Linked DNA regions of Homo sapiens: region 1 is linked to region 2. A link is an interaction called in ENCODE POLR2A ChIA-PET data of the cell type or tissue named here. Cell type or tissue: Panc1. All regions are shown on one strand. Each heading gives the region's core, and the rest is flanking DNA. Links, peaks and the distances in the headings are about the cores only.

What was found. ChIA-PET counts read pairs that join two places held together with the same protein. Peaks named below come from ENCODE experiments on the same cell type or tissue, not always from the same donor. Only the 100,000 strongest peaks of a DNase experiment are listed, where the experiment ranks them.
Region 1: POLR2A ChIA-PET joins it to region 2 with 6 read pairs; 2 of 35 experiments call an interaction of 5 or more read pairs at or near these places.

Annotation. Positions count from the first base shown.
Region 1 is chr9:97,875,662-97,880,052 of GRCh38, reverse strand. No RefSeq gene overlaps it. Among named protein-coding and RNA genes, the nearest start is that of FOXE1, 25 kb to the right of the region's middle. RefSeq lists enhancers at 4,373-4,391, 1,826-4,391. In Panc1, for the core only: no CTCF peak of the experiment used is centred there; DNase peaks (open chromatin) are centred at 2,562 and 3,002; H3K4me3 peaks cover 989 bases; H3K27ac peaks cover 624 bases.
Region 2 is chr9:97,819,217-97,823,607 of GRCh38, reverse strand. The region is part of intron 1 of PTCSC2 (papillary thyroid carcinoma susceptibility candidate 2); the gene reads left to right. Among named protein-coding and RNA genes, the nearest start is that of PTCSC2, 32 kb to the left of the region's middle. In Panc1, for the core only: no CTCF peak of the experiment used is centred there; no DNase peak of the experiment used is centred there.

The DNA.
Region 1 (4,391 bases), core at 295-4,294, 56 kb before region 2:
GGTCAGTCTTCCTTCTTTCCCTCATTCAGACACTGGCTGATGAATGCTTTTTTTTTTCTTTTTTCTTTTTTTTTTTTTTTTGAGATGGATTCTCACTCTGTCGCCCAGGCTGGAGTGCAGTGGCATGCTCTTGTGCCTCAGCCTCCCGAGTAGTTGGGATTATAGGCATGCGCCACCACGCCCAGCTAATTTTTGTATTTTTAGTAGAGTTGGGGCTTCACCACATTGCCCAGACTGGTCTCGAACTCCTGAGCTCCAGCAATCTGCCCTTCTTGGCCTCCCAAAGTGCTGGGATTACAGGCGTGAACCACTGTACCCAGCCTAATGAATGCTCTTTCATCTTTTAGTATGTGGCTTCCAGAGCCTGCAAGGACATCATCTCCATTCCAGGCAGCCATAACAAGAAAGATCATAGGCTGGGCATGGTGGCTCACACCTGTAATCCTAACACTTTGGGAGGCTGAGGTGGGCAGATTGCCTGAGCTCAGGAGTTCAAGACCAGCCTGGATAACATGGTGAAACCCCGTCTCTACTAAAATACAAAAAATTAGCCGGGTGTGGTGGCGTTTGCCTGTAGTCCTAGCTACTCAGGAGGCTGAGGCAGGAGAATTGCTTGAACCTGTGAGATGGAGGTTGCAGTGAACTGAGATTGCGCCACTGCACTCTAGCCTGAGCGACAGAATGAGACTCCCTCAAAAAAAAAAATAAATAAAAAATAAGAAGAAAGATCATAGAGGAGCACATGGGTGAACATGGTGGTTTTAGGGACCAGGCTTAGAAGTGGCACTAGCACTTCTGCTCACATTTCATTGGCTAGAGCTCAATTGCCTCTAACTTTGGGGCTGGGGGCCTGGAAGGAGGAAGAGGAGACAGGAGCAGGAGCTGAAGAATGAGATCTAGCTGTACACCCAGGAAAAAGAGAACATGGATTGTGGAGGGCTGTTAGTCTCTGACATAGCTTATGACTTAGAAATTTGCAGGTAACCAACATAAGAGGAAGCTTAAAGAGTTGGAAGTTGCTACCTCCTGAAAATAGGACTCAGAGGTAGAGTAGGCTAGGCCAAGGGACCACAGGCTTTTGTTAAAAAAATCCTTTTAATACTATTTTATTTTTATCTCTTTGTTTCTTTGTTTTTCCTGAGACAGGGTCTCACTTTGTCACTCAGGCTGGAGTGCAGTGGTGCAATCTTGACTCACTGCAACCTCTGCCCCCTGAGTTCAAGTGATTCTTGTGCCTCAGCCTACCAAGTAGCTGGGATTACGGGCATGCACCACCATGCCCGGCTAATTTTTGTATTTTTAGTAGAGACAGGGTTTCACCACGTTGGCCAGGCTGGTCTCGAACTCCTGGCCTCATATGATCCACCTGCCTTGGCCTCCCAAAGTGCTGGGATTACAGGCGTGAGCCACTGTGCCCAGCCAATACTATTTTATTGTAAAAACACTTTATAAATATTACCTTGTGAAAAAAAAAACACTGCCAACTTAATTTATAAAAATAAAGCAAAAGGGCCAGGTGCAGTGGCTCATGCCTGTAATCCCAGCACTTTGGGAGGCCGAGGCGGGTGGATCACCTGAGGTCGGGAGTTCAAGACCAGCCTGGCCAACATGGTGAAACCCCATCTCTACTAAAAAATACAAAAATTAGCCAGGAATCGTGGCACGCACCTGTAATCTCAGCTACTCAGGAGGCTGAGGCAGGCGAATCGCTTGAACCTGGGAGGCAGAGTTTGCAGTGAGCTGAGATTGTGCCATTGCATTCCAGCCTGGGTGACAGGGCAAGACTCCATCTCAAAAGAAAAAAAAAAGTTTCAGCTACATCTTCCTTTTGCATGCCTGTCTCTGCCTCTGCCACCAATCTCCCCAAGGGTGGGAACCCTTTCTTTTTTTCTTTTCTTTTTCTTTCTTTCTTTTCTTTTCTTTTCTTTTTTTTTTTTTTGAGATGGAGTCCCGCTCTGTTGCCCAGGCTGGAGTGCAGTGGTGCAATCTCGGCTCAGTGCAACCACCTTCCTGGTTCAAGCGATTCTCCTGCTTCAGCCTCTTGAGTAGGTGGGACTATAGGCGCCTGCCCCGACACCTGGCTAATTTTTGTATTTTTTAGTAGAGATGAGGCTTCACTATGCTAGCCAGGCTGGTCTCGAACTTCTGACCTTGTGATCCGCCTGCCTCGGCCTCCCAAAGTGCTGGGATTACAGGCATGAGCCACAGAGCCTGGCCATTCTTTTGTATTTTTATTCGAGCCAGGGTTTTACCATATTGGTCAGGCTAGTCTCGAACTCCTGACCTCAGGTGAGCCACTTGCCTCTCCCTCCCAAAGTGCTGGGATTACAGGCGTGAGCCACTGTGCCCAGCTGGGTGAGAACCATTTCTTAGATCCATCTTCTTTCTTCTTCTCCAGAGACCCACACAGGACCACATGCTGCTAAACACGCAGAAAAAAATGTTGAACAGAATGGCATTCTGCCCTCTTTGCTTGCAGTGGGCTCGCTCTCATCTAACAGCCGCTCATTCTTCCCACGTGTCCAGCCTGGTAGATTTGTGCTGTAGCATGCACTGCTTCAGTCCTGAGAGACTGGCCAGATTCCAGGGCCCTTGTACTCACTGCTTGATGAAGCCAGAGGAATGCCTGCAGCGGATGAGCACATTCCCAACCAGTGTGCAAATAGTAATGAAATCACTGCAGCTTCCTGTGGGGAGTCAAACACCATGACCCTAACCCCAGCAAGAAGATGCTGATGGGTACATTAATAGACATGGATTTTCCAGGATGCAGAGTCCTTGCATTTCACTCTGTCCTGGATCATTACCATTAAATTATAGCGTTATCTTTTTCTTTGACTTTTCAGTATCGTGAGATTGCAAGAAAAGGTTTTCTTAGATCTTCACTTGCTCAACAAGGAAATGGGATGCCGTGGGAAGTTATGAGTTCCCTGCCTGGGGTGCTCGATAACTGATTGGCAGGGATGTTGTGGAGGCGGAGAGGAGGACTCCAACCCCAGGATGCTATGAGTCTTTAGTGCCCATTGTCCCTAGGACGCCACCAGAGGTACGCAATCTGATGCGGATTTCGCAACACAGCTTCTGAGGTTAGTGATGCAAGTTCATTCAGGAGAAAACTGTGTGGCTGGTGAGATAGACCCAGGCTGTTGAGGCTGCTGCTGGGGCTAGAAGGGTCTGACTCATGCTTCGCAGCCCGTGCCAGCATTTCAGAGGGAAGCGATGTTGTCTCTTGTTCTTCCTCCGCTCATCCCCTAAGCCAGGCGTCTGGTCTTCAGCCCTTGTCTCTTTCATTGCACACAACCACCTGAGAAATCTCAGCCACCCCCCAGCCTCAACCCCCATCTCTGTGATAACTCCTAACTCTGTCTACAGCCTTGACCTCATCCCTAAGCAACAGACTCATATAGCTAACAGTTTATTGGACATCTTCATCTCATTGTCCTACATTTCAAACATGATGTTATAAAATTGGGATGTTTTCTCCTGGCTTCAAATCTGAAGTCCCTCATCCAGCCAGCCACCCCATACAGAAACCTTCCTCCATCTCCCTCTTAAGTTCATTTCTACCTTGTGTGCAAGTCCTGTGTATTCCACTTCTATGGCGTCTCTTCTTATTGGCCTTTTTCATTCTAGCTCTATTACCACTGATTTCATTCCTGCCAGAGTGAGTATACTTCAACCCAAGTGGGACTCCACCTCCACCAGGTGGTCATTCCCCTAAAAAAAAAAAAACAAGCATAAAACACAAAAAGACTGACAATACCAAGTGTTGACAAGAATATAGAGCAATGAGAACTCCTGTGCATCCCTGGTGGGCGTGTACATGGGTAGAACAACTTTGGGAAACTAGAAGTATCTACTCAAGTAGATATATGCATAGCCCACAACCCAGCAATTCCACTCCTAGATATGCATGCAACAGATTTACCCCCAGAGGAGCACGTAAAGGCATGTGCAGGAAGGTTTACAGCCCCAAACTGGAAACTGCACAAAGCTCATCAACAATTGCAGTGCATCCATACAATGGGATATCAACCAGCAATGAGCAAGAACAAAGTGCATTTATGTCTAACAACATGGGGGAGTCTTGCAAACATATGTGGAGTGAAAAAAGCCACACACAAGAAAATAGTGAAAACTAGTTTATGATGTTAGGATGGTTATTTTTCTTGTATGTAAGTAGTTCCTGAAAGAGGCCAGAGTGGATCTCTGGAGTTTTAGTAATAATTTGTTATTGTTTTAATCTGAGTGCTATTACGTAGATGCGGTCAGTTTGTGAAAAATTTTGTACTTTTCTATACATATGTTACATTTCAATAAAAAGTTTACTAAAACACATCCACCTATGCATACACACTGAAAAAACAAAATCTCTTCCATGGTTCCTCATG
Region 2 (4,391 bases), core at 298-4,297:
TATTGGCTTTATGCTTATTTTTCCTCAACATCTATCATCTTGTCTTTCACCGACTTATCCTATGTTCAACATTGTCAGTGCTCTGCTGTGTCACATAGGACTTACCTCTATTCACTGGAGGCTGCTTACTGGGAACACCTATGACTTTCCTGAGGACTTTCTTCTATCTATGAGAGTATACTTAGCCTGCATGTGGAACAAAATGAAAGTTCTAGGAAGTTAATGCCCCCAGGAGTCACAGAAAATGATGACAGATATAGAGTTGATGGGTAAATACTCCAGCTTCCTCACTTGTCAGGTGGGGTCATTCTGAGGTATGATTTGCAGTGTCTCTGAGGGTTCCCCTGTGGGACTGAGCCCCAGTTGCCCATGGTGGAAACCGGCTTGATAACTTACCCTTTACAGGGTTTCTTTCCTTGCCTGACCCACTGCCTTATCCCCCTACTGGTGCTTCCTAGGGTCACTTCTAAAATAAACTACTTGCATCCATAACCTTGTCTCAGGGTCAACTTCTGGGGGAAACCCAGCTTAAAACAGACATTTGTTTCTAATTTTTATTATTATAAATAATGTGGCAATGAATATGTTTGTACAGGAGTCTTTGCAACTTTCATTATTTAAAAAATAGATTCTCAGAAGTGGAATTGCTAGGTCATAGGACATTAATATTTTAAATCTGTAGTAGATATTGCCAAATTCCAGGTAGGTTTTGGACAGGAGTTGGCTAGCAATCATTCTATAGCTGGTCTCACTGAAAGACATCAGTGTTGACAACTGCTTCATTTTTTTGTGCTTGCTCATTGCTATCGTTTGACTGTCCCAGCCAAAACGCATGTTGAAATTTAATTGCCATTGCAACTGTTGAGAGGCAAGACTTTTTTGTTTGTTTGTTTGTTTCTTTGTTTTTGGGATGGACTCTTGCTCTGTTGCCCAGGCTGAAGTGCAATGGGCGATCTCAGCTCACTGCAACCTCTGCCTCCTGGGTTCAAGCGATTCTCCTGTCTCAGCCTCCCAAGTAGCTGGGATTACAGGTGCCCGCCACCACACCAAGCTAAATTTTGTATTTTTAGTAGAGATGGGGTTTTGCCATGTTGGCCAGACTGGTCTCAAACTCCTGACCTCAAGTGATCTGCCCGCCTCAGCCTCCCAAAGTGCTGGGATTACAGGTGTGAGCCACCGCGCCCGTCCGAGGCAAGACCTTTAAGAGGTGATTAGGTCAAGAGGGCTCCACCTCATGAATGGATTAATGGCATTATTGCAGGAGTGGGTTACTTATTGCGAGAGTTGGCTCCTAATAAAAATAATCCGTTTGCCTGATTTCCTCTCTCTGTCTTCTGCCTTCCACCCTCTTCCATGTGATGACCTTCACCAGATGATGGCTCCATGCTTTTGGACTTCCCAGCCTCCAGCACCATGAGAAATAAATTTCTTAAAAAAATTACTCAGTCTGTGCTATTCTATTTTGGCAGCAGAAAATGGACTAAGATGCCCATATCCTTATAATCTTAAAGAATAGGGGCAAGACAGGCTTTTCTGGAGTGAGAGGAGGTAAATGCTGGCTGTATGTGATTTTGTTAGGTTGGCCTCACATACCAATCTTACTCAAATGCATCTATTCTTATTTTGAATTTATTAATTCTTAGACTCCATAACATCCTGCCATAGACACTAACCTTAGCCACATACTTACTCATGTTCATGCTATTTATTTTATTTATGCGGTTTACCTTTGAAAGATCCTCAATTCGATAAGCACTCTTTCCCCCCAGCATTAGATATGAACAGATCTGTTTCATGTACTCGCCAGTGTGTTGAGCCAGGACCCTGGGTTCAAGGTTTATAATCTTGGATTCCTCCCCTTTCCTCTCTTAGCCTCAGCTAGAGTTGATGAAAATGAGACTTAGAGAGAGATGGTGACTTGCCAAGATCAAACATCAGGTTAAACATGGAGCTAGGTTCAGAATCTAGCCCATTTGAGATCCTAGAACTAAAAACAAAGCTAAACAAACAACCACACGAAACCCTTCTGGGGAGGCCGTGATCAATCTTCCCCACTCCCTGCCCTTGCCTGCTTTTTCTAGCTCAAGCAGATGTTCAATCTGCTACAAAGTTCCAGAGCCATCCTTCCTGATCAGGACTTTTCCCATCTCTCTGGGCTTCTCCCCACCATGCCTTCTTACCTGCCCTTCCCCCAAATATCTCTCTTGCTTTACTCTTACCTGATCCTGACCTGCCCTCACCCCACTCTCCTACCTTTCACCAGATGACTCCTCATGTGCCACCTCTTCAAGGAAGCTGTACCTGGTGATTGGTTTGTCTGTTTTCTGGACTAGACTAGAAGTTGTTGATGCCAGGAACGGCCACTATATCCCCAGCACTTGTCACAGTGCTTGGCCCAAAGCAGGTACTGAGTAAATATCTGCTAAATGGACAAATACCTACTAAATGAATGAAAGAAAAAATGAATGGAGGGCATTTGTTAATCTCCTTGAATGAGAATTTGTTTGAAGATTAGCAGTTAAATTATTTAAAAACTCATCCCCACAGAGAGTTAGGAAAATGAAACAAGAATGACAGGCAAAATGGCTGCTAAAAATACCAGTGCCTCAGGATCTTATTTTTCACACCTGGTATGGCGAGTTTTGTTTATTCAGAATTTTCTTATTTCCATGTAAATCACATTCACTGACATCAGTCTGGCTTAGATTCTATGTCTTCTTGTCCTTTGGTTAAAAAAAAATACTGTAGTTAGTAAGCTCCTGGACTTCACAGTCTGTTATTAAGAGCTGCCATTTAGTAGAGCTTCCTATGTCACAGAGTGTGCTAAGAGCCTCATATCTGATATCTAATTAAATCCTCCTGATACATATTATCACCTCCTTTTGTTGGTAAGGAAATGAAAGTCCAGAGAGATTAATTTATCATGGTTACCCAGGAAATGAGCAGTGAGGCTGGGGTTCGAACCCAGGTTGGATCTTTTCACACTCCATTTCTTATCTCCCTAATTGACAAAGTGGTTTCACTTCTATCATCTCAATGGCTCTTCAAAGCCCCCCTTCAGGGAAGGACAGCAGGGATCCTAATCCCACCTTATGAGTGTGGAAGGTGAGAAAGTCATTAGCAAATTTAGAACTTGAAACCAGTCCAGCAGATCCCTCACTCAGCCCTTGCTAGGTATGTGATTGTGGACAATTTACTTTCCTTCTCCAAGTCTCAGGGTCCTCATCTGAAAAATGGGAATCACTGAAGAACCCATCTGCAGGGTTGCTGGGAGGATGAAATGAGACAGTGGGGGTAAAGCAACTAGCAAGACCTGAGTTCTCTGCAGGAAGCCTGAACCTTTCAGGCAAAGCGAGGGAAGACAGAACCCTGAGACATGAGTGGGTAGAATGAGCTGAATCCTCAGGAGTAGCAAGGATGGATGGCTGAACTGTGCAGGCTTTATGGTGACCTCCCGCAGAGACCCACATGATGTTATCTGTGAGGGTTCAGAACTGCTAAGGGAATAAACAAGTCTAAGCTGCTGGGATGAAGCCAGTGAGGGCAGAAGTCCTCTGCCAGCCCCCTCTTCTCTGACCTTCTCTTTCTGCATGCCTTTCGCCTCACATTTCCCTCACCAGCTTCTCAAAGGCTCCTGTCTCTTCCTCCCACCTTCCAAGTCCCACCTACACACACACACACAAACACATACACACATACACACTCTCCTGGGACTCATACACTCTGTCCCAAGCACCAGCCATCACTTATCCCAACAGGTAGCCTTAGCAGTCTCCTATGCAGCTCTTCAGGGTCACTCACCCATTCACTCACTCATTCATTCATTCACCAAGCATTTCCCAAGATTTTGCCTGCCCTGTGCTGGTCCCACTGAGCTGAACAAGTCATGCCCCTCTGTCTGGTAAAGGAGCTTTCTTATCAGATCAGCAAGCTCTCAGTGATGCCTTTCAGCTACCTACCCTAACTACAGATATTTTTCTTTTTTCTTTTTCATTTTCTTTTTTTTTTTTTTTTTTTTTTCTGAGACAGAGTCTTGCTCTGTCGCCAGGCTGGAGTGCAGTGGTGCGATCTCGGCTCACTGCAACCTCCACCTCCCAAGTTCAAGCGATTCTCCTGCCTTATCCTCCTGAGTAGCTGGGACTACAGACGCATGCCACCACACCCAGCTAATTTTTGTATTTTTAGTAGAGACGGGGTTTCCCTGTTGGACAGGATGGTCTTGATCTCTTGACCTCATGATCCACCTGCCTTGACCTCCCAAAGTGCTGGGATTACAGGCATGAGCCACTGCGCCCAGCCTCCAGATATTTTTCTACCCTGTTGTCCTTAGGAACTCTTACCATTGGCATCCTATTTCTTATTTTTAAAAATATTAAAATATTACTATTCAA